2 separate regions of the Homo sapiens genome follow, and region 2 is linked to region 1. Evidence: chromatin loops called from intact Hi-C (ENCODE). Cell type or tissue: ovary. All regions are shown on one strand. Links, peaks and the distances in the headings refer to the core of each region. The heading gives the core; the rest is flanking DNA. Region 1 overlaps PKDCC (protein kinase domain containing, cytoplasmic). Region 2 has its middle 9.8 kb from the start of LINC02898.

Region 1 (15,236 bases), core at 3,408-11,407:
TTGCTAGGATGGTTCTGCCTTAGAAGGCCAGCCCTCCAAAGCAGCTCCCACTCCTCCTCCACCCAGGGAGAGGGAGGGGAGGAAGGCGCACAGGCTGACTCAGCCACCGGCCAAAGGGTTCAAAAAAGAAGCAAGACTTAAAGGATCCCGACATGCTGTGCTCTTGCCCTCCTCACCCCTCCTTGTGCGCGTGTACACACCAGCTTGTGGGGGCTGGCACCTTAAAGAGGGGAGCACTCACACACTCACACTCAGCCTGACTGCAGGAGGGCCAGTGTCCTAGAACTAGGAAAGACCTTAATACCATCCTGACCCTCCCGATATTTCCATACACTGAACTAAAACAACATTCAGGATGCAACTTCAGGGAAGAGATGCATTATCCCCAGACCCTCGCTGCTGCAGTTTCCCACCCACTCCATATCATTTCCAGGGTCAGGCCAGCCGAGAGTTAATAGAAAATCACTGGCCTCCTCTCTAAGGCTGCTGACCTTGGCCTTTGTGGAGCCCTGGGGCCTATAGAAGAGAAGTGCCAACCCCCACAAGCAAAGTTCAGATTCCAAGAGGAGGGTGCCCTCGAGTCCCACAGACCCCCAACCCAGGAGAAAAGCAGTGAGCAGTCTTTTCTTGTGCCCCTCAGATCTGCCTGAGCCTGGGCCGCCTCCTCCACCACCTGGCCCACTCCCCACTGGGCTCCGTCACTCTGCTGGACTTCCGCCCTCGGCAGTTTGTGCTGGTGGATGGGGAGCTCAAAGTGACGGACCTGGATGACGCACGTGTGGAGGAGACGCCGTGTGCAGGCAGCACCGACTGCATACTCGAGTTTCCGGCCAGGAACTTCACCCTGCCCTGCTCAGCCCAGGGCTGGTGCGAGGGCATGAACGAGAAGCGGAACCTCTATAATGCCTACAGGTGACCTCCACCCCTGACTCGGGAACTCCATCGAAGGAGAATGGGCCAGGAGGGCATGGCAGGAAGAGAGCCAACGTGGAGGCCAGCTGGGCAGGGAGACTCAGCCTTGACCAGAGCAAGGGAAGGCTTCTACCCTGTCCAGAAGGGAACATTCAGGCCTCTGATGGAGAGGCTAAAAATAGACAGCTCCAAGGAGAATCCGGGTTAGGGGGTGGCAGCTGGAGGCTTCTTAAAATAGTGTTGGACTCGGAGCCTAGGGCTGGTGGAACTGGCACTTTTCCCTTCCCACCCAGGCCCTTGTGCTCTGGGAAATTCCTCACTGGGCCCCAGCCATGGGGCTGCTCCGACACCGGGAGTCAGTCAGGGGATAATGTGGGGCTGGGAGGTGGGCAAGTCCTGGGAAGGGTTGGGAAGCAGGCCCCTGGTTTCGGTTAGTATGAAGTTAGGTGTGGTGTTAGCATGTGCCCAGAACCCTCCCCCGAGGCTGAGTAGACTTCACTGCGTTCTGCCTGGTTGCTAGGCCTGAGGGATCCGGCTCCCTGGCCAGGTTAGCGTTCTGCCCCAGGTTGGAATAGAGGAAGGATGTGTCTCCAAAGGCTGGATTCCTGAGCCACTGGTTTCCCTCTGCCACAGGTTTTTCTTCACATACCTCCTGCCTCACAGTGCCCCGCCTTCACTGCGTCCTCTGCTGGACAGCATCGTCAACGCCACAGGTGAGCTCTCCAGGGCCCATCTGCTTCCAGGCACCTACCCCACCCCCACCCGCCAGCAAAAGTGGGGAGAAAAATAACCCAGGGCAGCAGGGGTTCTAGAAACCATCACTTCCTAAGGTGGCATTCTGCCGCAACCTCCCCGCTCCCCCGCCCTCTGTTCACTGGGGCACAGGCTCTGGAGGCAGAGGTGGGAGCAGCTGGCTGCTGACTTCAGGGAGGAGTGGGAGCCCCAGGCATCCTGTCTTAGCCACACTGCACTCTGCAGGAGAGCTCGCCTGGGGGGTGGACGAGACCCTGGCCCAGCTGGAGAAGGTGCTGCACCTGTACCGGAGCGGGCAGTATCTGCAGAACTCCACGGCAAGCAGCAGTACCGGTGAGTGGCCCCAAGCTGATCCACAGGGAAGCAAGAAACAGGTGGGAGGGTGAATGACCCCGCCCAATTAGGCTAAGTGGCTCACCCTTTCTCTGGGGACCCTTGTCTCCAAAGGCCACTGTAGGGGCTCACATAGAATCATGGAGGGGCTGACATGGACTAATTTGAGGTTCCATCTCTAGCTGAGCTAGAGCAACTATAATTCTGCCTTCAACCTGGGGTTGGGCACTGATACCCCTACTCTGGATGGCTCCAAACCCTATCATGTACTGGCTATATGACTTTGAGCAAGTTACCCCTTGAACCTCACTTTCCTCATCTGTGAATTGGGTTCACTATTACCCACCTCACCAAATTCTTATGGGAATTAAATGTCAGGTGAAATGTGTGAAAGCAATTAGTGCAGTTCCTATGACACAGCTGGAACGCAGTATATGTTTGCTTCCCTTTCCTTCCTCTAACCTCCCGGGGCTAGAAGGGCACTGCATGTTAGGGAAGGCACACACTGAAACCAGCCAAGAAGCCCCAGGGCAGGGGGAGAATTCTGGCCACTGGTTTCAGGCTGTGGTCCTTCTGCTGAAGCCCTGGGGTTTAGCTGGGGTTGGCAGGGGTTGAGGGGTGAGCAGGTTTCATATTCAAGGAGTTCTGGCTAGTCTTAGGGGTGGGGGAGCCCTGTTAGCCCTGTAAATAAAGTTTAACGAGGTGAACAATGGCTGGCTCTGTCCCTGAGGATGCTGTTTATGGGGCTGTAAATCACAGTCAGCCCTGGACTTTGGTCTAGTCCCTGGTAGAAGGAGGCAGGAGGGTGGGGTGGCCAGAGGCCCAGGGCTTCTGCATTATCAGTCCAGAGCTGGGGCTCTCCAGGCAGTGGGAAAGACAGGAGCAAACAAGAGGCCAGCAGCTGAGGAGCTCACTGATTGTGAGTTTTCAGAGCTTCTGAGGCTCTCTCTGTAGAATGAGATCTCAGATTTTCCCTCCAGCCCCCTCCCCACTCTAGCCATGGATTTTTTGCATTTTAGTCCATTTGCATGCCTCTTAACTTCAAAAACCCCGACTCCCTTCCATCCCAGGCCCTTCTGAGGAACTTGCCTAACTTCTCTCCCCAAGGCCAGGAGAAAATGTGAATGAGGGTTGCTCTGAACCCTTGCAGGCCACACTGGATGCTGGTTAGAAGTACAGATTCTCAGTTCTACCCCAGACCTACAGAATCAGAATCTTCATTTGGTTGGGCATGGTGGCTTACACCTGTAATCCCAGCACTTCGGGAGGCTGAGATGGGAGGATCCCTTGAGCCCAGGATTTCAAGGCTGTAGTAAGCTATGATTGTGTCACTGCACTCTAGTCTAGGCAACAGAGTGAGACCCCATCAAAAAAAAAAAGAAAAAAAAAGAAAAGAAAAAGAATCTGCATTTTAACAAGAGTCCTTGGTAATTCACATGCACATTGAAGTTTGAGAAGCCTGGCTCCAACTGTCTAAAATGTCCTGGCCTCAGCAATTAGCCTAGACAGCTGGGACTCCATGTGTCCCTGTATATGTCTGTACCCCTTTCATGTGCCTGCTATCTTGTACTGCCTGACCAAGCTATGTGCCCTTAGATTTGGGAAATATGTATCTCCTGAAAATCAAGTCTGTGCTTTGTCTTTATTGAGCAGTCAGCCCTGTTTCAACAGTGGTAGCTGCCTTCATCTGCGTGCTAGAGGGCTGGGCTGGACTTCAGCTTTCACCTAGGAAATGAGTCTTGCTGCCCTTTCCAGAAAGTGACACATCCTTGGGCACTCAAACCTGGGCATACAGAATTCTCATTTTACTCCATCCCCAACCCACAGAGTACCAGTGTATCCCAGACAGCACCATCCCCCAGGAAGACTACCGCTGCTGGCCATCCTACCACCACGGGAGCTGCCTCCTTTCAGTGTTCAACCTGGCTGAGGCTGTGGATGTCTGTGAGAGCCATGCCCAGTGTCGGGCCTTTGTGGTCACCAACCAGACCACCTGGACAGGTGAGCCAGTGGGAGAAGCCCTTCCAAGGGAGATGGCAGGACCTCTCTGGAGGTTGATAGATAGTGATCCCCCATCGGAAGTCAGAGGGGGTGCTGAGGTGATGAGAGAGAGGTATACGTGTCTTCAAGGCAGTCAAATTAGGGAGAATGGTCTTGCCTCCAGAAAGAGAAACATCCAGCCCTGTTACCTCTCACCTCTGCCCCCCAGGTCGGCAGCTGGTCTTTTTCAAGACTGGATGGAGCCAAGTGGTCCCTGATCCCAACAAGACCACATATGTGAAGGCCTCTGGCTGACCTATCTGAGGGCTCGGCTGACCAGCTGACTATCCTCAGCAGCTGGGCTTGCCTGTGGAGGGAGTGACTTGCACTGGCAGCACTGCATGTCACCTGGGAACCCCTGCAGACAAAGCTAACATCCCAGACAGACAGATGTGACCAGGACAAACGTGCAATAATGCCAAATGTTAAAATGTGAGTTTACCAGCCTAGCTATGGGACTGCTGGCTCCTAGTCCAGGAATCATGGGGGTATGACTGCCTCTCCAACCCTGTGGGCTGTAAGCAAGCTCAGGCTAGTCTCCCCACTGGGGGCTGTGCCCCTCCCTGGGACGGTTCCGTGGGCAGCCCCATCACTGTGTTCAATAGTGTGAGAATGTAGCTAAAGCCCCTGCTGCTGCTGCTGCACATGCCACAGCAGGCGGTGGGGGCTGCGTGGGGACAATCCATCGTGGAGTGTTCTCTCAGCTTAGGTCTGGACAGGAGACTTGGCGGGAGATGCTCCAGGATGTGGGTGATTCTGTACCTGGGGAGGCTATCTCTGACCTCCCGACAGGGGACACTCCCAGGCCAGCCCAGGGGTCAGGGGCAGAGGTGCACACCTCAGCATGAGCCAAGACTGGGGTCAGGGAGCAGGTGTGGTTTGAGCCAGGACCTGGGGCGGGGGTGGGGCCGGGGCCTTTCTGCCTCATTTGCTTTCAATGAAAGCCTCAAAGCAGCCAAAACCAGGCTTTCCCCCTTCCTCGAGTTTGAATATCCAGAATCTTTTGTACTTCTTGTTGGTTAAATTGTTTATTTTTGTAAAAAATAAAATAAAATTAGTTAATAAAATGATGTTTCACAGCAAACTCTTCCCTAATGACAGTTTCTTAGGTTGTGACTTCTTGGTCCTCAGTTATATCCTTGGTATATGTTTGTGGGGATGCATGTGTCACAGGGGAAGATGAGTGAAATCTCAGCAGCAAACCCTGAAGTCATCACAAAGTGTTTTCAGGCCCTGCTCCCACCCATGGTGCCCACCTCCTGCTGGGTCTTCCACATCGTGTCCCCAAAAAAGACATGGGGACTCCCTTTTCCCCCAAGGAAGTTCTCATTTTTACAGACCGGCTTCTTATGTATGAAGCCCTAACCCAGTGGAATAATGTCCTCATGGTGAGATGTCAGCCATGAAGGGGTCACAAGGAGCACCCGAACAACCTGCAGGTGGGTCAGCTTTACCTCTGCCCAGGGTTGGACCTGGCCTGGGCCCACCACAAGGTCATGGGCACTAAGCTTTTCTGAGTCTTTCCCTGAACATGAAATATATGAACATTCAGAAGAAAGGAGGGTCTGTGGAAAGACCAGCTTCCACTTTGTCAATTTTAGGAGGGAAGGTCTAGCTGGGCTATATCGAAGTCCAGAGCAAAAACAAGAACCTGCGGGTTTAGGATCACACGGAGGCCAGAGAGCTCCGCCATGAATGCAGGGCTTCTGACTTGAAACCCATATCTTCTCTCCTATACACCATTCTACTTTTAGAATATTCTGGATGGGCACAAACCTTTGGAGGCTTTAAAAAGAATAACCAAACTTTAACCTGATTTCTCCTCAACAGACGTGGTTGGTGTAATTTGTCACATAACAAGATGTCCCTGTAGTTCGAGGTGACTGAGGAGCCGTATTTGCTCTGCAGCCCTAGTCATAGTCGCCGCTCTGACCCTCAGGGTTGCAGCTCACCACTGCCATCCCCAGCCCACACACCCCACATCTTGCCTCTGGTGTTGGGCTTGTTGATTGTGGGATTGTGGGTGGAGGGGAGAGGCAGAGCCTCCACAAAGCCTCACACCATGACAATGCAGCCAAATCCTGCCATGCTCACCACCCTCAGACCATCCTTAACCCTCGAAGGAGGACCTCAGCTTCCATCACCCTCGGGCCTCCTTCCCTAGCTGAACTCACTCCATGCAACATGCATAGCCCACCCCACGCAATCCAGTACTGGACTTTACACAATCCTCTATTACCCTCCAACAGTCATATGGCCTGTGGGGCTCTGAGGGCCGGAGGAACCGCATCCACCAAGGAGGCACAAGGCGGGGCCAGAAGTGATGAGAACCTGAGGGGAGGGGGCTGGGCCAGGAAGTTTGCGAGGGCTGCACAGTCCAGAGGGACCCAAGGACCCAGTAATAACCAGGAGAGAGGCCCGCAGGGCTCAGGAACCACAGGACTCTGGGGAAAAAGACCAAAGTGAACCAAGTACTGCCTTCCTGGCTTTGAGAGATTTCCAGACGAGGGGTTCACCAGCCCCTGGAGAGGGACAGAGGGAAATAATACTTCCAGAGGACCAGGCTCTGGCCTCAGCAAGGTACAAAATTATTCCAATTCTAGCCCAGAAAACTGAAGCCCAGGTAACAGCTGCTAAGTGTTTCAGCAAGCATTCTAATCCAGCCTCCCTCCAAGCCTGCGCTCTGTCCGGTAGTACGGAGTGCTGCCTCCGAGAAGGGACCCATTGCAGCAGGAAGAGTGTAAGCTAGAGTTAGGGAAGCGCCTCCTTCCTGTGAGTGTGTAACAAACCGAAATGGAGGTCCCGCAAGGCATAACATCTTTTTAGAAAGACTGACACACAGTGGCTGAAGGGGATGGTGGACGGCTCCTTCCTTAGTGAGTGAGCCTTGTCCCAGAACCTATTTCTGGGGGCAAAAATGGCCAGATTCAGTCCTGCAGAGTCAAGAGAAGGGCATTTGCAACTGGGAATGGAGAAGGGATGGAGTGCCAGAAAGAAAGGGGAGGTAAAGGAAAGCCTGAAGCAAAATCATTCCTCTCCCAGATGACCTTTCACAGAGAGCCACCTGTTTCAGCCAGAAACACAACGCCACCTCCCCTTCCACCCACCAAGCCACGTTCTTCCTACTCCACTGCAATGCTAGTGATACCCGGGTGTAGTGAACAGAAAAAATATATTCACCCAACTGAAGCCTCAGGTGACATGCGCCAGAGGAGGGAAGGCAAGGGTGGGGATTGGGAAGGGATCCTTTTCTGAATTGGGGAAAGGATCCCCCAGTTGTGTTCCTGAATTGAGGAAGCAATGCAGGAGGGCAGTATGACCTAGTGGTTCCCCGTGAGGCTCTGGAGCCAGCCAAAGCTGGGCAGGAGTCCCAGACAGTTCTGCTTTTTGCTCAGTGTGATCTGGTTCATGACAACCTCCCTGAGCCTCCATTTCCTCATCTGCAAATTTCAGATGGATAATCTGCTTCACAGCAGCCTTACGGAAACTGAATAAAATCCTGCCTTAGCCAGGGTCAGCAAACGGTACATGCTTAGGAAATACTGGCTGATGCTGTCATTGTTATTATTTATTAGCGAGCTAAGCCCTCAGTGTTATCCATGGCCTGGCCTGGAAGAACATCCAGGTCAACTGCGGAGGACGAAGGCACGAGCTGGACTGCCCACCCCTTGACTCTGCAGCCCCCGCCCCACCCCGCCCTCCCACCATAGGGAATAGGGCCTTCAACTGCGGGAGGTGGGGCCCGGCTCTCTGGGTCAGTGCCCTGGGAGTTCAGTGTGTGGTAGACAGAAGGAGGAAGAGGATTAACATGAAAGCAGAAAATGGGATTAGGAGGCCTCAGGATAATGTGCCCACCCACCCCCCATCCATGACAACAGCTTCTTGCTTTCACTCTGTGGCTTCTGGAGCCCGAAGCATGTAAGACTTGGTTGTCCCTGCTCCTGAGGGCAGAGCCAGGAAAGGAGACTTGGACTCTGAGCATGAGACTACTCAGTTGACTAGGAAGAGGGGCAGGGCTGTAGCTGGCTGCAGGCCAGGCCTGCGTGACTTTCTGTGCACTTTCTCATTTAATCCTTACGGCAACTCTGAGAGGTGGGTGATGGCCCAGAGGGGTGAAGAGCAGGGATCCAAGCCTAGGCTGTTGCCCCCAAAAGCCTGTGTTCCTTTCCCTCCACCCAGAAGCACACCCAGTTATTGCCCTAAACCCATAGGAGCAATGATCCACTCACACCTGCCACCTCCCCTGGATCATCCACAAAAGTGAGGATGTCCCAAGGACCCTGACCTTAAAGGACCCCTTTGAGGTCTATGTGAAGAACTTTTATGTTTCTCTGTTCACCTCTCCGTGAACCCCAGCCAAGGCTACCCCCTGAGGTAGACAAAGTGCCACATCATTCCCACCTACGGGAAGGAGATAGACCAAGATATTTCTAATAATTGCCTCTTAAGCTCTAGAGGATCCCTACAACTGTGTTTGGGGGAAGTTCCTTCTCCCACTCTCATTCCAGTCAAGGGCCCTGTCAGTCTCCTTTTCTCAGCATTTTAACGACTTGTTGTCCTGGCCCATCCTACCCAGCCCTAGGCCCTCTGGCCTCATTCCAGCTCCAGAAAGCCTCTCCTAGGATGCAGAAAAAAGAACTTTTCCCTCTATCATTCAAGGCCCCAACAGGAAACAGAGAGCACAGTGTGCATAAGACCCATTTACAAATGTGTAGGTCCAAAGGATAGCTATGACCTGAGCCAGTGGCAGCCAAGCTATTTCCATCTCTATCCCCCACCAAAGGAAGGGAGTGGGAGCTATTACCAGAACTCAGAACCTGGAAGAAGAACCCAGGAGTCATGTAGAGTTGGCACTTGAAGAAGTGACCAAAGGACACCACCAGACAGGGTGACCCCACAAGGTGGGACATATACTCTCACCACACATTCCGTCCTCACTCCCCCAGTCTCCTGCTGAGCTCCCCATTGGCCAAACTCAACTTGAAGGCAGAGGGCTAAGGAACTCAATGTGCTCACCTAAGAGCTGGTCAGGAGCACCCCATCTCACCTCACATCTTTGGGATTTTGTTTGGCTTGAGGGGAAGGCAAGAGATGACTTTTTTGTTCCCAGTTCCATCCTTAGATATTCAGCAATTTGTTGTTGTTTGAATGAAGTCACACTTTTGGGCCCAATCCTGCAGAAAGTCCCTTACAGCATGCATTCTCAACAGAGCTACCATCATTCCCAAGGAGACAACACTTGGTTCTTGGGAGATGGAAAGTCTTAGATATCACAATGGTTTATGGCCCTGCAAAGGGCCACAGGACATAAACAGAAATGCAATATTCCATGCTATTAAAATTTCATGGAAGGTGGTGGCAACTGGGGGAAAGGTAGGTTAAAAAAAGTACTTGGTGGGGGTGGGGGATAATAATGGAAAACAGGTTGAGAAGCACTGGATTATAGTGACCCAAAATCTTTCCTTGGGCTGTCACTGAGAGCTTCAAATCTCTCATCCTCAAAGGTGCAGCTTATACTATTATTTTCTAAACTGGTATATATGATGTATTCACTATTATTTTCTAAACTGATATATATGATGTATTTACATGTATTCTCTTTACACATCCATAAAAACAAAGTTCAGGCTGGGTGCGGTGGCTCACGCCTGTAAACCGAGCACTTTGGGAGGCCGAGGCGGGCAGATCACTTGAGTTCAGGAGTTCGAGACCAGCCTGGCCAACATGATGAAACCCCAAGTCTACTAAAATACAAAATTAACTGGGCATGGTGGCAGGCACCTGTACTCCCAGCTACTCGGGAGGCTGAGTCAGGAGAATCACTTGAACCCTGGAGGCGGAGGTTGCAGTGAGCTGAGATCCTGCCATTGCACTCCAGCCTGGGCAAAAAGAGCAAAACTCAATCTCAAAAAAAAAAAAAAAGAAAAACTGCAATTCAAATGCTTTACTCAACCTGCCCTTGTCCATGGGGAACATGTTCAGCCATTCTTGAGCCCTCTGTATCTTCCTGCATCTCACAGCCCTTTGCTGGTATTTGCCTACTTGGAAGAGCTCAAGGTCATTGGCAAGCCAGAAGATTTCAATGTACACTCATTCTTCTCTCAACAGATCAAGCCACAAAATATTTCTTGGATGCTAGTCACTGTAATGAATCCAGAAATATCAACCATGCTCTGCCTTTCAGGAGCCCACTAAGTCACTGGAGATGTCACAATTCAAGGTGATATATGATCCATGACTCTATGGCGATGGGGATGATTTCCACATGTGACTTGTGAAAGCAAAAGGGCTTGATAGTCACATCTCAAATCATTAAGGGCCAGTTAACTTGGTCCCCCCAGGAGCATCAATTCCCCAGCAGGAGCCCCACAGTTCACATTTTTCCATCCAGATAAAGACTTGTTTATCCTTACTCTTTATTCCTTATCTCTAAGCCAGTTCCCTATTTGTTTCCAACATTCTCTCCATTCCCATGGTGACTCAACTCCTTTAACATGCTTTGGTGTGGCACCTGTCAGAGGACGCTTGAAAGTGTAAGGAGATTGTGTCTCCTGTTTCCCCCTTATCCGCACACTTATTCTGACCCTTCACAAAGCTCTAGTAGATTAGGGAAGCATGATTTCTCCTTACCAAAGACAGGCTGCCTTTCCACAGGAGGTGGAGTTTTCTCAAGCACCCGTAATCCTGCCCTGAGAGGTTCTGTCAGCTTGCCTGGCATGGAAACTAAACTCTCGCACCATTTCCCAGAGACCCCTCTGGTGCCTTCGGTTCTTCAGCACGAGGGTCAGTCTCAAGAAAAGGCTCTCATTTTGTCCTATGCTTCCATGATGTCAATCTTCTTATTTATTGGCAGCAGGCTGGACTGGGGGGTGGCAGGGGGTGCAGAGAGGGGATACAAAACAAAAACAAAACATACAGTGTGCCTTACTTTCCATTGCTTGGAGATTTCAGGCACTGTAATTCATCTGAACTTGTGCAGAAGATAATAGTAAGGTTATCTGTATCACATTTCATTTTATGACATATCACCTTGTTTACACCGCTCTTTGGGTTGTATATGGGATATAGATTACCTTTAAACACTCTGGTTTTGTTTAGTCCTTTTATTCTGCCATCAATAAAAAGTTTTAAAGGCAACCATTGTTCTAAGAAATGACTATTGCACTTAGGGCACAAAGCTACTTTAATTGAGAAAGACAGATTATCTTGTACCTTGGCCTCCCGTATCTTATTGAAGCAGGCTTTGATGCCGTGCGGAGTCTTCTGACTCCATCGTTGAGCTATGCAGCATTCTGCAGTTATTAAGAGCAAATGAATTTCTTCTTTAAACACAGACCTCTGCTTAGCACATTTAGTACTATTTGACTTGGGTCTCAAGATAGTGCTATACCCGGAATGGACTTCGCATGCCGAATTTTTTTAGAAATTACCCACAATCCTATCACATATGCTGAAGTGACCTTTTTTTTCCTATAGGCTCTCCAACAATGTGCTGAGATGAAGAGATTTCTACAGGGTACTTTCGGGTTAGGAACTTACAGGTTAACTCTTTAATGCTCAAGTCTTTATGTAATCCATTCATGCTGCTTCTGAAAATATATTCTTAGCAAATAATTCAAAATATGAAAAGATTCAGATGCACACAGATGCTCCTTGCAACATTATTTAGAATAACAAAAATGAGAACTGTTTGGCAATATGAGAAAATGTATAAATTATACTGTTAAATGAAAAAGCAGTATGCAACCCATATATTCAACTATGTAAGAATAAATTTGGAGGCTGGGCACGGTGGCTCACACCTATAATCCCAGCATTTGGGTGGCTGAGGCTGGCGGGTCACTTGAGGCCAGGCGTTCCAGACCAGCCTGGCCAACATGGTGAAACCCTGTCTCTACGAAAAATACAAAAAAAATTAGCTGGGCATGGTGGCGTGTGCCTGTAATCCCAGCTACTCAGGAGGCTGAGACTTGAGAATCACTTGAACCAGGGAAGCGGAGGTTTCAGTGATCTGCAGTCCAGTCTGGGTGACAGAGTGAGACTCCATCTCAAAAAAAAAAAAAAAAAAAAAAAAAAAAAGAGAGCCCCCCCCCCGCCGCCCATCTCAAAAAAAATAGTGGAAGAGACTGGAAGGAAATACACAAAAACCAGTAATTTTGCAAGGATGACAAAGGTATTTTTCTTTTATATATATATTTTATTATACTTTAAGTTCTAGGGTACATGAGCACGATGTGCAGGTTTGTTACATATGTATACATGTGCCATGTTGGTGTGCTGCACCCATTAACTTGTCATTTACATTAGGTATATCTCCTAATGCTATCCTTCCCCCCTCCCCCCACCCCACAGCAGGCCCCAGTGTGTAATGTTCCCCTTCCTGTGTCCAAGTGTTCTCATTGTTCAATTCCCACCTATGAGTGAGAACATGCGGTGTTCGGTTTTTTGTCCTTGTGATAGTTGCTGAGAATGATGGTTTCCAGCTTCATCCATGTCCCTACGAAGGACCTGAACTCATCATTTTTTATGGCTGCATAGTATTCCATGGTGTGTATGTGCCACATTTTCTTAATCCAGTCTATCATTGTTGGACATTTGGGTTGGTTCCAAGTCTTGGCTATTGTGAGTAGTGCCGCAATAAACATACGTGTGCATGTGTCTTTATAGCAGCATGATTTATATTCCTTTGGGTATATACCCAGTAATGGGATGGCTGGGTAAAATGGTATTTCTAGTTCTAGATCCCTGAGGAATCGCCACACTGTCTTCCACAATGGTTGAACTAGTTTACAGTCCCACCAACAGTGTAAAAGTGTTCCTATTTTTCCACATCCTCTCCAGCACATGTTGTTTCCTGACTTTTTAATGATCGCCATTCTAACTGGTGTGAGCTGATATCTCATTGTGGTTTTGATTTGCATTTCTCTGATGGCCAGTGATGATGAGCATTTTTTCATGTGTCTGTTGGCTGCATAAATGTCTTCTTTTGAGAAGTGTCTGTTCATACCCTTTGCCCACTTTTTGATGGGGTTGTTTGTTTTCTTCTTGTAAATTTGTTTGAGGTTCTTTGTAGATTCTGGATATTAGCCCTTTGTCAGATGAGTAGATTGCAAAAATTTTCTCCCATTCCATAGGGTGCCTGTTCGCTCTGATGGTAGTTTCTTTTGCTGTGCAGAAGCTCTTTAGTTTAATTAGATCCCATTTGTCAATTTGGCTTTTGTTGCCATTGCTTTTGGTGTTTTAGACATGAAGTCCTTGCCCATGCCTATGTCCCGAATGGTAATGCCTAGGTTTTCTTCTAGGGTTTTTATGGTTTTAGGTCTAACATTTAAGTCTTTAATCCATCTTGAATTAATTTTTGTATAAGGTGTAAGGAAGAGATCCAGTTTCAGCTTTCTACATATGGCTAGCCAGTTTTCCCAGCGCCATTTGTTAAATAGGGAAGCCTTTCCCCATTTCTTGTTTTTGACAAAGGTATTTTTCTTTATTGCCAAACCTTTTATATGTGTTGTGATTTTTTTTTTTTTTTTTTTTTTTTTTGAGATGGAGTTTCACTCTTGTTGCCCAGGCTGGAGTGCAATGGCGTAATCTCAGCTCACTGCAACCTCCACCTCCCAGGTTCAAGGGATTCTCCTGCCTCAGCCTCCCAAGTAGCTAGGATTATAGGCATGCGCCATCACGCCCGGCTAATTTTGTATTTTTAGTAGAGATGGGATTTCACCATATTAGTCATGGTGGTCTTGAACTCCTGACTTCAGGTGATCCACCCGCCTTGGCCTCCCAAAATCCTTGCTGGGATTACAAGCATGAGCCACTGCGCCCGGCTGTGTCATGATTTTGTCTGGTTAATACAAATGGTTTTATTTATATTGTCTTTCAACGTCTTAAAAAAGAAGTTCGATCTTTCTGCCTAAAATGGGACCAAAATCTCCCATTTTGTTATATAACCTTTATTTATCCTGGACTGTTGGAAAGTCAGCCCCACTAATTCTTTGATGCCTAACAAGTGTTTGATGGCCTACTACAGGAGCTGGAATCACAAATGACTATAGAGCCAGCAGGGAAGGGATCAGTGGTGCCTAAGGCCACCTGGAGAACTTAGGCGTGATTTGCATAGGTATTTCAAGAAAGCTGGAATTTTTTGTGACTCTCCTGATTTGTACACTTTGGCTACTTGTTCAAATTCAAAATTAAAATGAAATAAAAAGACATTTGTGGGCCAAACAGAAAATGTCTAAAAGCTGGATTCAACCGGCTGGCAGTGATTTTATGACCTCTGGCACGAGACCCATTTCTGAAGTTATAACCAGCTGCCTGATTTCTTAGCACTCAGACAACCAAACCTTCTCCATGTCCTTCCGTCCCTTCTTCCTTGGCGAGCCCTGCACCACTCCCGACCATGCGACGAGGGTGATGAAGAACATTGGTCCTCAGAATTAGGAAGGCTTGTGAATCTGTCCCTCCTTGGAAGCATTTCTCCTGCCAGAACATGAAAGCTGGAGACATTTTTGTTATTAATTCATTTCTCTGTCTGTCGCTTACATTTAGTGTGGCTGTGAGGAATGAATTTGATGGTGTTCAAATATGACCAATTTCATCCTTAAGCCCTTCTCAGTTGTCAGATGGTGCCAGCCAGTCCTAGGCTCTGTTTCCAGTTTGCTGTCAATCTGACTTCAGCAGTCAGTGTGTTCGTCACTGTTTATTCCAATACCACTGCCCTGTCTGGCACACTGGCCAGCTTCAGAGGACTGACCTTAAAAGGTGGCCACCTCTTCTGCTCCAGCTCCACTTCCCCTGTCTCCCTCCCCCTCTCATCGTTGGGAGCATCTTTGGCATCTCCGCCACGGAGGGATCCTATCTGCCTCTATGCTGGCGTCTGCTTCTGATCTCTCATGAAAGGCTTCAGGCAACCTCCACTTCCAGAAAATGATCCTTTTCCCTGCAGTGACCCTAGGGCTTTGCCACACAGATTTCCCACTGTTCTCGGATCCCTGGATATTGGCCCCTGGACTTGCAGTAAGGTGCAACAGACACCCCAGGACTAACCATCATCCCCAGTCCCCAGCACACCAAGGACCATCTGGTGCCATGAGGTTGACGTGACATCTCTGCTGCCCTGGGGGCATTGGAAAACTGCATCAGCATGGTCTTATAGGAGCTTGTGCACTGATCAATGAATTAATCACCAATCAATAAAC
Region 2 (16,911 bases), core at 4,209-12,208, 97 kb before region 1:
CAGATGGTGCTGGGTGGCTGCTGGCCTGAGATGCTGGGAGTGGTCAGCCCTGGGCAAAGAAGCCGCGCCAGCCCTCCTTCACCTTTGGGCCCTGGGCACCCTTCCACAGGTGACCCAGCTCAGGACAGAGGCTGAGGGAGTTTCCTCCTGCCCGGGCAGTGGCCCCTAAGCAGGGTCCTGGCCTCCCCACCATCACCGTGAGAGCCCAGTTACAGATGGAGGAGACCCGGACTCCAGCAGCATCATGACAGGTCAGGCCTCCACCAGGCAAAATGAGAAAGGGAGGATGGGAAGGACGGGGTGTGGGGAGGAGGAGAGAGCCAACTTATAAAGTGTCTGCAAGTCAGATGTACAGTCAGGGGCAGAGTTAGCACCATGGCTCAGGCTTCATTATGTATTGATTTTTTAGACCCTGTCCCTGGGGTATTCTTTTTCTCTCCATATTCCTACCTCCTCTGGCTCTCTTCCTCTCTCTCTCCCACCTCCCTCCTCAAAATGAAAAGAGCTCAACCTTCTGAGTCAGACAGACTGATTTGGAGCCACAGTTCTTCCTCTTACTTGGTACTGGAGCTTCAACAAACTATTTTGCCTTCCTTAACCTCAGTTTCCTCATATGCAATGCTAATAATATCTGTCTCCTTGGTTTGTTACAAGGGCTAAATGCAAGAAAGCACTTGGCACAGAGCAGGTACTCAGGCACTTCTGCTTTTTTATTCTCTGTTTCACCAGTGCTTCTTCACATGCCACTCTCTACACACACATGCACACACGTGCACACATATGCACGCACAGGCTCCATCCTCTGCCAAAGGCCTTAGGCTGTGTTTCTAGAGCACCACAAGTAGTTAGAAAAAAAATAGTCCAGTCAATCAAATGCAATCAACTGCTTGCTTTGATTCACAAAGGCAAACATTCAAACAGATGGCCTTATCCCAGTATCAAAGTGAAGTTTTCCATTGCCATTTTCATTTGGAGTTCTACATGGATAAATTAGCCACCTTAAAATAGATCTCTTTTTTGAAAAAAGAAGAGAATACAAACAAGCAAAAAAAGTCTTAACTTGTTCTCATTTAATTCACATTTTGATCAAGAAACTAATGCACAAAATTGAGGCCACAATACTGATTGGTTAGTTAAACAGTGATTGCGTCTAAAACTATCAAAGATGGAGACCACAAGGACAAAAAAGGCTAAGAGTTCTGTCTTGAATTCCCTGGCTACTTTACCTTATCTTACTTTGCTAACTGCCTGCAGAGAGTATGTCAGTCTCTTGCCTGTCCCCTGATTTATACCTGTAAATTGAGGCACTATGAGGCACAACCAATCTCTGTTCTCCCAGAACAAACCCAGAAACCTCAGAGCAGCCACATGGTGTGGATCCAAAATCCATGGAAGATCCACCTTCAGTGTCAATGGAAAGGAAGCAGGAGAGCCACGCCCTGGCCTGAGGCTACCAGGGAGAAGGAAGGGTTACCCTGAAGGTGAGGATCAGGGCCAAGTAAGCCACAAGGTTGGCCTACACTTAGGTCCAGGGGCAAATGCTGGAAAATGACCCCTCAGCCTTTAAAAATTAAAGAAAAAGGCATGCAAATTTCTTAGACACATAAAACTCATAACATAAGACTTATCCAGGGAGCCCACCTGTTGAGGAGCTCAGCTGATGAGGGGTTAATTTCTAGAAGACTGGAGTAAGCGTGGTCAGTTAAACGGTATTATGGACTGCACGTTTCTATCCCCCGAAATTCATATGTTGAAACCCTAATTCGGAATAGGATGATATTAGGAGGTGGGGCGTTTGGGAGGTGATTCAGTTTAAATGAGGTCATGAGGATAGAGCTCCCATGATGGCATTAATGACCTTACAAGAAGAGAAAGAGACTAGAGTCATGTGAGGACACAGAGAAAAGACAGCCATCTGTCTTCTCTCCATGAAGAGGACCCTCACCAGATACCAGATCTGCTGGTGCCTTCATCTTAGACTTTCCAGCTTCCAAAACTGTGAGAAACAAGTGTTTGTTGTTTAAACTACCCAGTTTATGGTATTCTGTTGTAGCAGCCTGAACCGATAATGACAGATGGTTTCTGTATTTCTGATCTTCAATGAAAAACTCTGTTTCCAGAATATGAAACTGCCTGCCTGGGAGGGCTTTTGTGTGGAGGCAGTTCCCCCATCTTACCATGAAACCTGAAGTCATGTCTACCCAACAGAAGAGCTTTCAAGGTGGCTACACCCGAGAGGGAAACTAATTTGTTTCCCTAAAACAACTAAATTCCCTTCTATATGAAGTCCATATAGTTTGAGTTTGTGCAACCCATCCACCCAGGGATCCTTTCCCTGTTGGTAACTCTAATATTATTGCTGATAACACTAGTGAAAATAGTCAACATTCATGGAGAGCTTACTCGATGCCACACATTTGTTCTAAGTACTTCATAAGAATTATTTCATTTAATCCTTGCAACAACCATACGAGGTAGATATTATTATCCCCATTCTATAGATGAGGCAACTGAGGCCCAGAGAAACAGAGCAGCTAGCCCATTATAACAACAAAACACAGCAGCACCGGGGTTTGAATCCAGGCAATGCTCCAGATTCTGGAGTCTCCTAACCACTAAACAGCACTCCCTGTTGGTCACCAGCTCCCCCTGTCCACAAATCTATCTACAGTGACCCTAAATATAGGCCACATGGAAAAGAGAGTTCACCAGGCCTTTGGGAACTCATATCTGGAAAGCAGACTTGTGTTTACAAAATACCTTCCCACAGCTTTTCTCCCCTGGTCCTTGTGGAACATGGTGGCTAGGTCTTCATGGTCATCCTTGCCTTTCAGCAAACGCTGTGTCCTGGGCTCTGTGGGGTGTACGGTATAGAGACAAGACCATGCTTTATTCTGTCTCATGGATTAGCTTCTCACAGCCCATAAGGGCAACACAAGCTTGGCACCCAGCAGAACATTCCTGGAGGAAACAGCCTTGTCAGTGTGCAGGTACTCATTTAAATTCCAGACCCTGGTTTTTAAGACACCGATCTGCAATGGGCATATGTACTGTGATAGATGAAAACAGAAATGGTTTTCCACTGTATCTGTATTATTAGATTTGACCTACTATCGAAAGAGCAAAGAAAGAGTGGAAAATTAAAGGTGATTTGATATTAGCCTCCTATTCATATTAGAAAAAGTGACTGCTCTTGCGGTTTTCCTCACAGAGGTGTCTTTATTCATTTGACATGCCTTTAATAACTAATTCTAGTTGTCTGGTTGCCAGGAAAGATTTCCTACGGGCAGACTTGAAAGTGACTCGGAACTCTTTGCATGCCCGGCTTCAAATGATCCCAGAACAGCAAACATTCAGCTTCCCTCCAGACTTCTGAAGTGTGGGAATAACATGAAAGAATGAACAAGAATCATTCTGCAGCCTGCATATGCTATGAGCAGAGCTGCCTGGCAGAGGTTATGGCTCTGTCTACATGGACCAGGCATAGTGAGATTTGGAAATAATCTCATGCATTTGATCCATGGAGTCAGCCAAACCAAATGATTTATTTCAGGAAAATAAATCTACTTTGGGACCAGAATGGGGTAGGTCAGTCATAAACAGACTGAACTTTCCTCTCTCTGCATAGACCTGGAGTGGGCAGAGAAAGGCTGGGAAAACCACCACAATTGCTCTCATAGGGTCACAACCAAATAACTCATGCTATGAATATGTACACATATTTGCTACAATGGTCATTCATCTACTTACGGCAGGCTAAGTGGACGACATACATACATAAACTAATTCTCACAAGAATCCTACTTATGAGGTAATAGTATCATTATTCCCATTTTACAGATGGGAAAACTGAGCCTCTGAGATGTTCAATAATTTGCCCAGGACTCATAGTTTTGGAAGCAGAAGTTGGCTAGGTGTTCATCAGACATTTCTTTTTTTTCCTCCTGGGTACACAACAAGATGTCACTTTCCCTCCTGTGAAGTTAGATGCAGCCATCTGACTGAATTCTGACCCATAGAAAGTGGATAGAAGTGACATACATTATTTCCAGTTTCTGCCCATACATGATTCTCTCTTTTCCTATTCAGTGACTGAATGGAGAGGATTCTGAGGGCCTAGAAAGGGTAGAACCTGAATATGGAAGAATACAGGATTCTAAACAACTGTTTTCACCAGAGCCCCTTCATCAACCTGCATTGGATGGTGATATGAGCTAGAAATAACCTATTGCGTTAGCCACTGAAATGTGATGATTGCTGGTTCCAGCTGAAAACCTAAACTGATTAATGCAACTCATAAGGTGTTTCCAAACTCAAAAACTCTAACGTTCATGCTCTTAACCTTTTGCTTGTCTGTAACCACACTGGTTCTGATCAACTTATCCCCAGGGGACATTAGGAGATGTCCCCTTTTTTTGAGTACCAGTCTCCTTTCTGCTCTAGAGGTCCTGAGGTGGTGGTGTTTTCGCTTTCTGCTTTCCTACCTACGCAGACACATTTCCGTTGTTGTTGCTTTTTTTTTTTTTTAAGAAAATGTTAAAAGCTACACCTCCTATTTCTTAGTTAGTCTATCCCCGTTGTGGGGCTCTGCATATCCAAGCTGTCTTTGATTTCTCCTCTGCCATGTTATTAGTAACATCTGATCAATTACTTGTGTCTCTCCCATCCTTGCCCTTCACTCTATTTCCCCTTATCGGTCTCACCTGGTTTAATCACAGCACTCTCCAAACTTGCCTCTTCTCCTGCCCATCATCCAAAAGGACCTTCCTAAAACAGACCTGGTCCCATTATCCCCTGAATGAAATTTTTTCATGTAAAGTTTATTATATCATAATGCAAATACCCTTTAATCAAGCAATTCCACTTCTATGAATTTATAGATACATGCACAAAATGATGTACATACAAAGGTATTCACTCCATCATTGTTTGAAGGGGCAAAAGATTGGAAACACCAAATGTCCGTTAATAGAGTCTTATTACATCAACTATAGAATGCAGTGAACTCCACCTAAAAATCTCCAAGATTTATGGTTAAGTATAATGTGCAAGGTACAGGACGGTGTATATAATATACTAATATTGGTGTTTAAAAAGTAACAGGGAGATATATTTTCATATATGTTTACAAAGATATGGAATACCTTTGAAAGAACGCACAAGAAACTGGTAATAACAGCTGCTTCTGGAAAGGGAACTGAGTGACTAGGGCTCAGGGATGAGAAGGAGAAACACTTTTCAGTGAATATACAATTTGTGTTGTTTGAAGACTTCATGCATGTATTAACTTTAAAAAAAAATAAAATAAAACTGTGCTTCCTAGTGCTTCTTTGATGAAATCCGAATCCTGCAGGAAGAAAGAAAAGACTCTTCGAGTTCTGGCTCCAACACGTTTTTTCTGCTTGCTCTCTCACTCGACCACACTGTTCTCTGAACATTCCTGGTACTCCCTCATCTCTATGCCTTTGTTTAGGTCTCTCCCTCCCCTGGAAAGTCCCATCCCTATTCAGCAGAAACTAATCCATGTTATCTCCTTCGTTTTCTTTATAACTCTATATGATGGCCCTTTATCCCAGTTTGCTCTGTACGAGAGATGTGTCTTTCTTTCCTACAAGATGATATGTTGTCTTACACACAGAAAGTGTTCAAAATATGCCTGTGCCTTGAACCAAAGCTATAATTCTACATGTCTCAGCAATAGCTTCTAGAAATGGCTGGGAAGGGGGAAAGGGATGGGCTTACCCTTCCCCACAAAGAAGGAGTCAGATCTGAAATCTATCCCATTAGGTTGGAGGCTGGACTAGGTAAGTAATATATCTCAGCCTGGGACACTGGAACATTCTGCAAGAATGGACCTCCTTCCTCTGGTTCACTCCCAAGGCCACTTCCCCATCCCCAGTCTCTTTGCCCAAAGACCAACAAGTCAATGGTGCCGCTATGCTCAAGACTGAAATTGTCTCTTTGGCATCAGGATGACTGCATGATGCTTTCTGGAGAGAGACATCCATTGCCCTAGACCACAGTCTGGGGTTTAAACTCAGTTGTCACAATTATTTGAAGCCTATTAAGTTTATTTATGTTCCAAAGCAGGTCCACTAGAGAAGGACCATCATAGTCGTAAATATCAGGGCTGCTGTTCTCCAGACCCAGCTGTGCCTCTATGCCCCTCCCCTTCTCAGTGCTACAGGCCCTGCTTACAGACTGGAGCCAGGTGCTCAGATTCGGTAAAGTACCCATGCCCTGTTCAATCAATTCTGCAGGCCCAGCTAGTCAACACACACTTCTACACATTCTGTGCAGCGGGAGTATATTTGAACAAGACTCGGATATCCATGGGAGTGATGGCATCTTCTAGTCCTGTCCATGTTGAATACATAAGGTTCAGGAGTCCACGCTTTTACCTCCAAGACTCATGCGGACCTAAGGACTGGTGCTGAACCCTGGGCAGAGTTAGGAACCCTTCTAATGCAACTAGAATCTTTAAGAAAACAAAGGACTGATTGCATGTCTGCTGAAAGATGCTTTCAGAGTTCTTGGCTGCGTGAGGGTTTCATCATTTTGCCCATCAGTGTGGTTTAAAGGAGACCACTTAATCCCAAGAGCAGTGTTTTCCAAAGCATATCCCATTGTACACTGGTCTTGTAAAATGAGAAAGTAAAGATGATTGTGTAGTCAAAAAGTTTATGAAACACTGGATACTAGATCCTCATCTGGGGAGATTCACAGTGCACTTTGCATATTAGAGGGCCTGAGAAGTCCTGCAATAAAGAAATTTGTTTAACTCAGTGTGATCTAAACATGTTTCACAAAAGAATCATTTTTTGGTGACAGCGATGGGTATCCCTTGATAGCAGTGTTACATTGAGTGCCTTTGGGGAAAGCTGCCTTTAGAAATGTGTGTGTGTGTGTGTGTGTGTGTGTGTGTGTGTGTGTGTGTGTGTGTGTCCCTTACCTGCAGAGCTTCCTGAGGCTTGGTCTAGGGGGAGGAACACTTCTCTACCTTCTGCCTCCCTGTCTTCCAGTTCCCAAGTCTTAAGCTGGCCAACACACCTGCCCAGGTACAGGTGTTCTTCCTTTCTCTGCTGGCTCTTTTTTCTCTGTCCCAGCCCAGGATGTTGGAGGGAGGAAGAGGAAATGTCAGCTTCAACTTCAACCAACTGGCCCATTGCTCACCCACCTGTAGTTTGGCCCACAGTCTGATTTAATATCCACTGTTTCTTGTTTTTAAAGAATGAGACTGAAAAATTACTCTTTACTCTTCTTCCCAAACTGTTCTCCAAGTTTTCTTCTCCCAGGAAGCCTCACCTGTGAGCATGCACTGTTGGTTTAGGGCAGTGGTTGTCAAATTTTGGTCCCTGGATCAGCAGCGAAGCAACAGCATCACCTAGGAACTTGCTAGAATTGCAAATTCTCAGACTCCCACTGAATTAGACACTCTAGAGGTAGAGCCCAGCAATTTTTGTTTTAACAAGCCCTCCAGGTGATTCTGACGCAAACCATTAGCCTAGGGTGTTGGAAATCTCTTTCACTGAGCAGGTTCTATTTTACCTCATTCGTTTTCTGCATATGTTTTTATTTATACCACACCAAATTCCGAAAAGGATGAGGACAACCAATACTGAAATACTTAGGTGCTAGCACAATTAAAACAAGTGTACAAACACTCTTCCTCCCAATAACTGTCTGGCTCACTCCCTCACCTCCTCCAGGTCTCAGACAGGCCCTCCTTGATCATTTCCGAAATGTCAATCTCCTCTCACTGCCCTCCTACTCCCTATCCTCCTCTACTTTATCTTTCTCCTTAGCATTGATTATTATGTAATATCTATACAATTTATACGTTTTTATTTTTTCTCTCCTCCCTTGAATATAAGCTCCATGGGGCAGGGCTTTTCATCTATTTTGTTCCCTACTTCATCCCCAGCACTAGAATGCTTCCTGCTTCAATAAACATTTGTTCAGTAGACAACCCTTATCATAAGGAGGCAGGAGAGGTCTGCTGTGGTGATGAAACAGAATTTTACTCTGAGCTTGCTAGCAGTCAAAGAGTTACAAAGATCTCTTTATCAAATAACAGGAAATCAGAAAGTCCTTTTGGGAAAGACAGAATCAGCCCAGACCCCCATTTTGCCCTGTGTGCTCCCTGGGTGGGTAACAGCTATTTCTGATAATGTCCCTGGGAAGCTCTGTGCTCATCTCAGAGCAGCCTGGAAGCCTCAACCAGCTTCTATCTCCACCGATTCAATCCCAGGGAAGTTTTTCTTTTTTCTCCAGTGAGAAATGGGCAGACTCCTCCCAAAGATGTCCGTGCTGAACTTGTCTCCTGGCAGGACATGCAAAAGGGCACACAAATTACAGGAAAATGTCTGCTTGTTGAATCAGTTTTGTAGGTTAAATACGGTGGGACAGGAGGGAAGGGGCAGGAGAGCGTTCAACCATACTGAGTTCTTTTTTAAACTGCCTGGAAGGGTAGCCCCCACCTGGGGAGAATGTATCTAGCACTGATAAATTTATAAAGTATTTGACCTTTAATCAATCCTAATATTTTCAATCCGCAGAGCCTTCTTAAACGCCTACAGCCCTGCCCCTAGGCCCCTATTCATCACAATTACTGCTCCAACTGTCGGAGGCAGGGCATGAAATGGCGCACGCTGACGTCCAATATTTTATCACTAATAAAGAGAAACATCCCAAGTATTTGCACAGTTCTGATACTTTCCAGCCCCGAGCCCAGGAAAAGGGGGAGTGTGGTGATTTATGCTCACTGCCAGGCATTGTTAATTGGGCTCTGGGCTAGAGGCCCTGGAGCTGCTTTTCTTTGCTTCCCAACCATGAACCAGGATGTGCAGAGAGCAGTGGGTCAGGGGTGTAGGAGAGGCCTGCAGAGCACAGTGTAGGCCCTCACTTGGTATCTGGGAAGTGCTAGAAAACACTAGAAAGGGCAGTTTTTCAAAATCAAGGCTTGGCAAGTGCTTGCCTCCACTGGTGGCTTTGTAAACAGATCCAATGTTTATGAGCAATCTCCTTCCACTTGTTGCCACTGCTGGGCTGCAATCCTCCCCACCTTCCTTGTCGCGCCTTCCTGCCCCTCCCCCACCCCATCCCCAGTCAGGGTCTGGAGTCCAGCCCCATTTCCTTCTCAGTTCAAAGTCCCTCCCTCTCTGCCTCCCTGCTCCAAGCAGAGGGAAGCTCAGTTTCCAGTCACGGCATTCAGACAACCCACAGGCTGCATCTATATGGCACCCAAACATCTGGATGAAATGTAAACAAAACAAGCAGATGTTTCTCTTTCATTACAGCAGGTGCCTCTGCAGTGCCCTCAGCCTGGGGCTGAAAGGGAAGGGCTCCCTCTGGGGTCCAAGATCCCAGAGGGAGTTTGGGAGGGCTGCATACCCTTGACCTATCAAGGAGCTAGTCCCTTGGGTGTCATAGACAGAGATGAGCAAACAAAGCCAGATACTCCTAGGGAAAAGAGGCTGGTAAAACTGACAATGGAGGATGGTGTTTGTGAGGACAGAATGAAAGGTTCAGGAACTGGGGGCAAAAGAAGGAGATGCCAATGGAAATCAGTGGAGGAAGACATTGATTTCAAATCCCTCTCTAATTTCATTATGATGAAGAGTTTCCTGAGCCTCCACATTCCACACCACTGCCTTCTAGGAAAAAAAGCAAGACATGGCCTGCACAAACCTCCGTCTTAGTCCAGGGTCTCCTGTGCAAGAGGAGTTGGGATCCAGAAAGAGAGGATGTCCTGGGGCTTGGATGACCGGGGGTTTCAAAAACAGCACAAACCTCCCCTTTCTCAGGCCATCTTCCACCTAACAGGAGACAAATGGATGCATCACATTGAACTAATAAAGGTGGGTTGAGAGGTTCATGAAAGGGATAATTGAGGAAGGACAGCGGGACAACAGACCATGAAGAACAGAGTGATAACAGCCACAGAGAACCAGAGGCAAAAACAGATGAATTGGTTTCCATTTGCCTTCCCTTCACTCCTGCCAGACCCTCTATCCTGACTCTGTGTGGTCCACTAACATACTCCCCCAGTGCAGTCCCTGAACACTTACCCTGATCCTCTCCTCTGCTCCCCAAGCCCTGTGTGTGACACTCACACTCCCCCAGGTCTCTCCTCTACTCCTCAAACCCCAGGTGCACTGACACACTCTCCAATCCTGTCCCCCACTTCCCTAGCCCCTGGGTGTAACACTCAACACACTCCCAGTCCTGTCCCCCTCCCCCAGTCCTGTGTGACACTGAACACACTCCCCCAGTCTTCTCGCCCATTCCCTAGTCTCTGTGTGTGACACTGAATACACTCAATCATGACCCCTACCTCCCCAGCCTCTAGGTATAATGCTAAACACACTCCTAGTCCTGTTCCTTACTCCCCCAGCCTCTGGGCATTGTGTTAAACACAGTCCTCCAGTCCTCTCCCCCACTCCTCTAGCCCCGCGTGTAACACTGGGCACACTCTTCTGGCCGTCTGCCCTTTCTCAGTCTTGGGTGCAACACTAACACGCCCTCCAGTCCTATCCCCCATGCTCCCAACCCTTGGGTAAGGCACTGCTCCCACACTCAATGGGGAGCCAAGGAACAGTTACACTCCCTTGGCTCCTCCACTGTCTGTCACAACAAACACATTCCTCAGGGCCACCTTCCTTGGTGGCAGCTGTTTTACCCTACTATCTGCAGAAAGACTCTCAGGTCCCTACTGTGATCCTGTGTGCCAGCCCAGCACAACAAGTATTGTGGAGACAAGGGGAGAGAGAGAGAAATGGGAGACAGAGGAGAGAGAGTGGGGATGGCAGCACTGGTGAGGATTGCAGCTCCTCATCCATCCATTGATACTGGATTTTGTGTCAAAGGCAAACATTTTCCTTTGACCTCAGTGTTCCTGTCTGCAACGCTGAGCTGCAATCTGGCATCAAGCACCCTGGGAAAAGGGCTGATTGCCACAGAGAGTTGAGAATTCAAGAACTGGACTCTGGTTAGGACCGGGTCAGACACAACATGGAGAAAGAGGATTATATCTTGGTAGGGAGGTAGCATTTTTGTTTGGTTTTTCTTGCTTTTCTTATGAAACAGGAAGTGCCAAGCAATGCCCCCAGGTTTTGGGGTTTCCAAGTGAAGAATTTTACCCCTGATAACCACAGTAACCCCTGAAAGAAGTGGAGGCTTTCCTTTCATATTTCGGGGGGCTGGGAGGGGCAAGGAGTAGGAATCAGACACAAAGAAAACTGAAGTATGGGTGATCCAATTCCCCTTCCCCCAAGTAGCCTTGCTTTTTAGCTCCATGGGTTAGAAGTTTATGGGAATTCTGGATCCATGGTTTCCTATGGTCTCTTTTACAGATCTTGTTAATTTATTACCCTTGGTTACACTTTTAATGGAAATCATGAAGAAATGGCAAAGGAAACATGAGCTAATTTTTTTTCCAGTGACACATTTCACTGCTATTTAAATAGCTGTTTTGCCAAACCAAACACAGCGCTTACAGCCAGCGGTGACACATGAAGGAGATCACTGTGGCCGATCCTGCCTGCGGCATCCAGAACAGGCGAGACTTTCTCTCAGCTTCCCCAAGGGCCGGACGCCAAGGGGGGCGGGTAGGAGAGCTGGAGCCTGGGGCACAGCTGGAGCCCCAGAGCTGGGTGCGTGCAGCTTCCACCCACCCTGGGCACGGCTGCTTCTCTGTTGCCTCCTGTCCACTCCTTACCCCTGAGGAGCCCTGGGGTAACTGTTTTCTCCCAGCAGCCTGGGGGACCCCCCAGAGTGGGCCACAGCAAGAGCACCAGCAGGGCCTCCTGGCCCTCACTGCAGGATGATCTGCTCAGGCCTTTAGTGGGGAACATTACTGGGTTGCATAAAACCAGAGACAGACTTTGGGGAAGCCCTGGCCATCTCGGTTCCAGTTCTGTGGTGGCGGCAACAGTGGTACTGTGACCACGCTCACACAGGGTGCCTTTGTTAGGCAATCCCAGAGCCTGTGACTTCTCCTCCTCAGAAATGTTGGCCTCTGATGCACTCTTGCTCCCCAACTTGGGGACCGTGATGTCACCAAGCATTTATGAGCTTCTCAAGAAGCCAATTGAGACTTGCGGCATTTGGCGAGAGAAACTCCGGGGCCTGGGATGTTGGAGAAGAGGAAGAGGCCACAATCTGTGGCGATGGCTGGTGCAGGAGGAATGGAGGGGAAACTGTTCACAGCAGCCAAGTCAGAGCCTCCCCAGGGTTAAAAAATGCAGTGGGATTGAGGGAGGCAAAGCGCTTAGGGTCTGACATGAGGGCTGTGGAGACCTTGATTCATTTGTCCAATCTCGGCAGCCCTGTGACAGACAGCCCAGTGGCACCAACATTCTCCCCATGAGCTCTGCTAATGAACAGCAGGAAGGGGCAATCCAAGAAGCAGGCACGAAATGGGGAGAGAATGTTCTGGAGGGAGGAGCCCGAGCCAGCAGGAACTAGGATTTCAGCCCCACCCAGGCCCTGCTGGGTCCTGAACAAGTCTAGCTACTTCTCCAATTCCCCCTCCGTGGGATGCTCTGTGGCCCCCAAAGCCCTCTGCCAGTGTCAAGGTGGCAGAGCCGAGGGGCCATGACAGAATCTGGGCAGCAGGCCTGCTGGCACCCTGGGAGAAACCACTCTCCGTCCTCTGCTTTTCAGGGAGAAAACCCACATTAGCGAGACTGGGGAGAGAAGTTAACTGTCATCTTCCCTTTGCCAAAAATTATATTAAATTCACTGACCACATTTTTCCAAACCCAAGTGCAGAGGACATTAGATCAACGCACACTGGCTGGGCTCTGGTGCGCCGGGCACCCCACACATTTCATTTTGCATTATTAATATTTAAACCAAAGCAGCTGTTTGCACACACAGAGCCCAGAGCCTGCCCAAGACTCCTGTGGAGACTTCTTTCTGGGATCAGACGCACCAGCTAGGAAGCACGTTGTTGACCCTAAGGACTTTGAATTTCCCCAAGCAGACATTCATTGGTCAGCGATGGATGAGATTTCTGGGATATTTCCGAGCAAGGGGAACTGCTGGTTTATTGGCAAGTGCAGATTCTGATGATCTGGCTTCACTGAAATTCCTTGAGGAACTAAGTAGTAGGGCCCACCCGGAGCAGATTTTTGAGAGGGGTGAAAGTATCTCTTTAGGCACCAACCTCCCCTCTGAGCCCTATTCTGCCAAGCATTTTGCACCATAGAGCCTGGAGTCCTCCTCCTGGGCATTTGCAAGTTAAAGCCTCATCTCTAAGCCTGGCTGGGAGACTCTTGCCTGAGTCCTGCCCTGCAACCTGATGCACCACAGCCCCTTCCCAAGCTGCCTCAACTCTCACCTTCAGCCTTGTGCTCCAGCCACCACAGTCTGCTCTGTTTTCCAGACACACTAAATTCTGTCTTTCCACAGACGATCTGCTATTTCTGCTTGCCTTTGAAATCTCAGGACAAAATTCACCTCTTCTCTGCTACCCCCTCTTCCCTCTAGGACAAATTAATTACTCTTCTCTCCTTCCATCATACTTTGTCCCCCTTTATTTTGACATATATCTCAGTACATTGCAAATCTTTGTTTCTATACCTGCACTTTCAGCGCACACCACGCTTTAAATAGAGTATATTATGTAATTCTTTTTTTTTTTTTTTTTTTTTTGAGGTGGAGTCTCATTCTGTCACCCAGGCTGGAGTGCAATGTGCAATGGCGTGATCTCGGCTCACTGCAACCTCTGCTTCCCAGGTTCAAGCGATTCTCCTGCCTCAGCCTTCCGAGTAGCTGGGATTCCAGGTGTGTGCCACCATGCCCGGCTAATTTTTGTATTTTTAGTAGAGACGGGGTTTCACCATGTTGGTCAGGCTAGTCTCGAGTTCCTGACCCCATGATCCTCCCACCTCAGCCTCCCAAAGTGCTAGGATTACAAGTGTGAGCCACCATGCCTGGCATATTTATGTAATTCTTACAACAACCCTCTGACGTAGGTACTATAATTATCCCCATTTTACAGATGACAAATCTGAGACTTGGAGATTCTGAATAGCTTATCTAAGGTTACATAGTTAGAAAGTATCCGTTTTCCCCACCACCCCAAAACTATGAGCTCCTCAAAGAAGGGGTCATTGCCTTATGCATCCAGGGCCTACGTAACATATTGTCTCATTATAAGTGCTCAGTAAGTGTTTGTCAAAATAATTTTCTTTTTTTTTTTTTTGAGAGGGAGTTTCGCTCTCGTAGCCCAGGCTGTAGTGCAGTGGAGCAATCTTGGCTCACTGCAACCTCTGCATCCTGGGTTCAAGTGATTCTCCTCCCTCAGCCTCCCAAGTAGCTGGGATTACAGGCATGTGCCACCACCCCTAGCCAATTGTTGCATTTTTAGTAGAGACAGGGTTTCGCCATGTTGGTCAGGCTGGTTTTGAACTCCTGACCTCAGGTGATCCACCCACTGCAGCCTCCCAAAGTGCTGGGATTACAGGTGTGAGCCACCATGCCCAGCCTCAAAATAAAATTAAATAGAGTAAACGGAAGTATTTTCTCAGGTCGGGACCTGCTGAGATGCCCTCATGTCACCATTTTCTTTAGGCTACAGCCCCAACCCTGGCTCCTGGAGAAAGAGGAGTATAAATGCAGCAGTAAGCCAGACCGGGATTCAAATTCCCATTCCACCTGAATTTAAACTAACCGCGTCTCTGTTTTTCCATTTGCAAACTGGTGAAAATAATAGTACCAACCTTAATTTAATTATTACAATAACCAATTCAGTCCTGCCTGAGCCAGATTAGAGAAGAGAGGAGGAGGTCATGGCCCACAGGAAAATTGTAAGGATTAAATGAAGTGATATGTGGGGAGCATCTAGCCCATTTTGCCACATTTATAGACATACACGTTGATGTCTTGGGACACCGAAGTGCTTTGACGGCAACGATGATGACAATGTGTTAGACTGCCATATAGTGCCTTATAGGGCTCCACATGGATATCTTCAATTAGCCCTCACAATTATTATAAGCCTAGTATTACTGTCATGATCCTGTTCTAGACATCTGGAGCTGTGGAACAAACCACCCCCCCAAAAAGTAGTGCCTTAAGACAGTAACATTTGTTTTGCTCACAAATCTGCAATTTGAGCAGGGCTCAGTGGGGAAGCCCCTTCTCCCTCCTCGGTTCAGCACCAGCTGGGCCAGTAGAAGACTGAGGGCCAGAATCATCTGATGACTCTCATGTGTCTGGCCATTGATACTGGTTGTCGGCTGAGACTTGAGCTGGGACCCTCAGCCAGAACCTACATATACCCTCTCTGCATGGCCTGGGCTTCCTCACAGTATGGCGGGCAATTTCCAGTTCTGGCGTGGGGGTGAAAGAGAGAGCATGCCAGCGGAAGCCACATGCGTTTTGTAACCTAGCCTAGGCGGTCACATGAAGTCACCTCTGATGCATTTATTTGTTAAGGCAGTCACAAAGACCTGTCCAGATTCAAGGGAAGGGGACATGGCCTCCACCTCTCAATGGAAAGTGACAAGGTTCTGGAAGAGCATGTGGGACTGGAAATACTGCTGTGGTCTTTTATGAAAAACACACAGGGGAGAACATTGAGGCTCAGGGGGACCGGGGAAGGGACTGGCACAAGAGCACAGCGCCCACGAGTGACAAGACCAGAACCTGAACCCGGGTCTTCTGACTCCAAACCCTGTGCTTTTCCCACTGCACAATGGGATGACCGATCCCACTGACTGGGGCTTCAGAAGGGTCTGGCCCCTCTCCATATCACAGGGCCTTTCAAAGCACCCACCCCCTCACACACACACCTGCCCACAGCCTGAATTACTTCCACCATCCTTCTCCTTGCTGGGCCTGGTGAGAAGAGCTCCTGAATGGGCTGGACCCACTCTGCTGCTTCACTGCCCAGGCCAAGCTGAGGGAAGCCAGTGGGAAGTGGGGCCCACCAGGAGCTAGAAACAGGGAGGCCCAGTACTCGGGGGTGAGGGCGGGAGGGAATGACAGTGAGAGCAGTGTGTGGGATGTGTAATTCCAGACGACAGCAGGAGCTAAGAAGACTGGGTAATTTGGGGAATTTTTGGAAAATGTGAGTGTGATGTCAGCCTCAGTGAAAGAGAGAGGAAGACTGGAAGGGGGCCGGGGGCTGTCCTGGGGGGCCGGCAGGGGAAGGTGAGGGGAGTCGAGTTGTAATGGAAGGAACAGTTTATTAGTCTAGAAAAGTTTAACTTGAAGCACACAACCCCCACCCCGCACCACCCCTCTGCCCAGTGCCAGCAAATCACACAGATGTGGTTACAACCCATACTGGTGAGCCCTGGTTGAATCCAGGGGAAGAGATGGGAATGCACTGATTTCTTCACAGATTGTTAAGTGACTGAGCACAAAGCCATTTGCCAGTCCAGAGCCAGAGCACTGAGGATCATCAAGGAGCCCTGAGAAATCCATGCCCAGGGCAGGGAGCAAGAAGGAAGAGGCCATAGAGGTCAGAGTTGGGGCAGTCTGAGCCTCAACAGATTCTTTGGGGAATTTGGTCGGTGCCTCCAGGAGCGTTTTGTATTGACCTGTTAAGCTCCATCCTCAGAACTGTGTGCCATCCACACAACCTGCCCAGAGGTCACCTCAGGCCTGGAGTTCAGATTCATGTCTGAAGGCTCCGAGGCCAGACCAGCTGTGATCACACTCTCCACTCTATTCTCTACAGTTTTGTAACCTCACGCAAGTCACTGGACCTCATAAAGACTCAGTTTCCCGCCAGGCGCAGTGGCTCACGCCTGTAATCCCAGCACTTTGGGAGGCCGAGGTGGGCGGATCACGAGGTCAGGAGATCGAGACCATCCTGGCTAACACAGTGAAACCCCGTCTCTACTAAAAATACAAAAAATTAGCCGGGCGTGGTGGCGGGCACCTGTACTCCCA

The links. A loop is a pair of places that touch in the nucleus more often than their neighbours do. Peaks named below come from ENCODE experiments on the same cell type or tissue, not always from the same donor. Only the 100,000 strongest peaks of a DNase experiment are listed, where the experiment ranks them.
Region 2: a loop joins it to region 1, with 2.6 times the contacts of the local background. A loop is called at or near these places in 7 of 110 quality-filtered maps.

What each region holds. Positions count from the first base shown.
Region 1 is chr2:42,053,396-42,068,631 of GRCh38, forward strand. PKDCC (protein kinase domain containing, cytoplasmic) reads left to right here. Exons shown (of 7, transcript NM_138370.3): 3 at 641-912; 4 at 1,546-1,625; 5 at 1,891-1,998; 6 at 3,826-3,999; 7 at 4,208-5,122. The coding sequence ends at 4,293. Among named protein-coding and RNA genes, the nearest start is that of PKDCC, 13 kb to the left of the region's middle. RefSeq lists enhancers at 1-115, 116-830, 4,698-5,198, 6,689-6,758. In ovary, for the core only: no CTCF peak of the experiment used is centred there; DNase peaks (open chromatin) are centred at 6,668, 7,396, 7,796 and 8,946; H3K27ac peaks cover 3,986 bases.
Region 2 is chr2:41,955,122-41,972,032 of GRCh38, forward strand. No RefSeq gene overlaps it. Among named protein-coding and RNA genes, the nearest start is that of LINC02898, 9.8 kb to the left of the region's middle. RefSeq lists silencers at 582-631, 642-721, 12,868-13,162 and enhancers at 7,762-13,539, 11,801-11,860, 11,971-12,020. In ovary, for the core only: no CTCF peak of the experiment used is centred there; DNase peaks (open chromatin) are centred at 8,770, 8,860, 10,510, 11,540 and 2 weaker places; H3K27ac peaks cover 4,068 bases.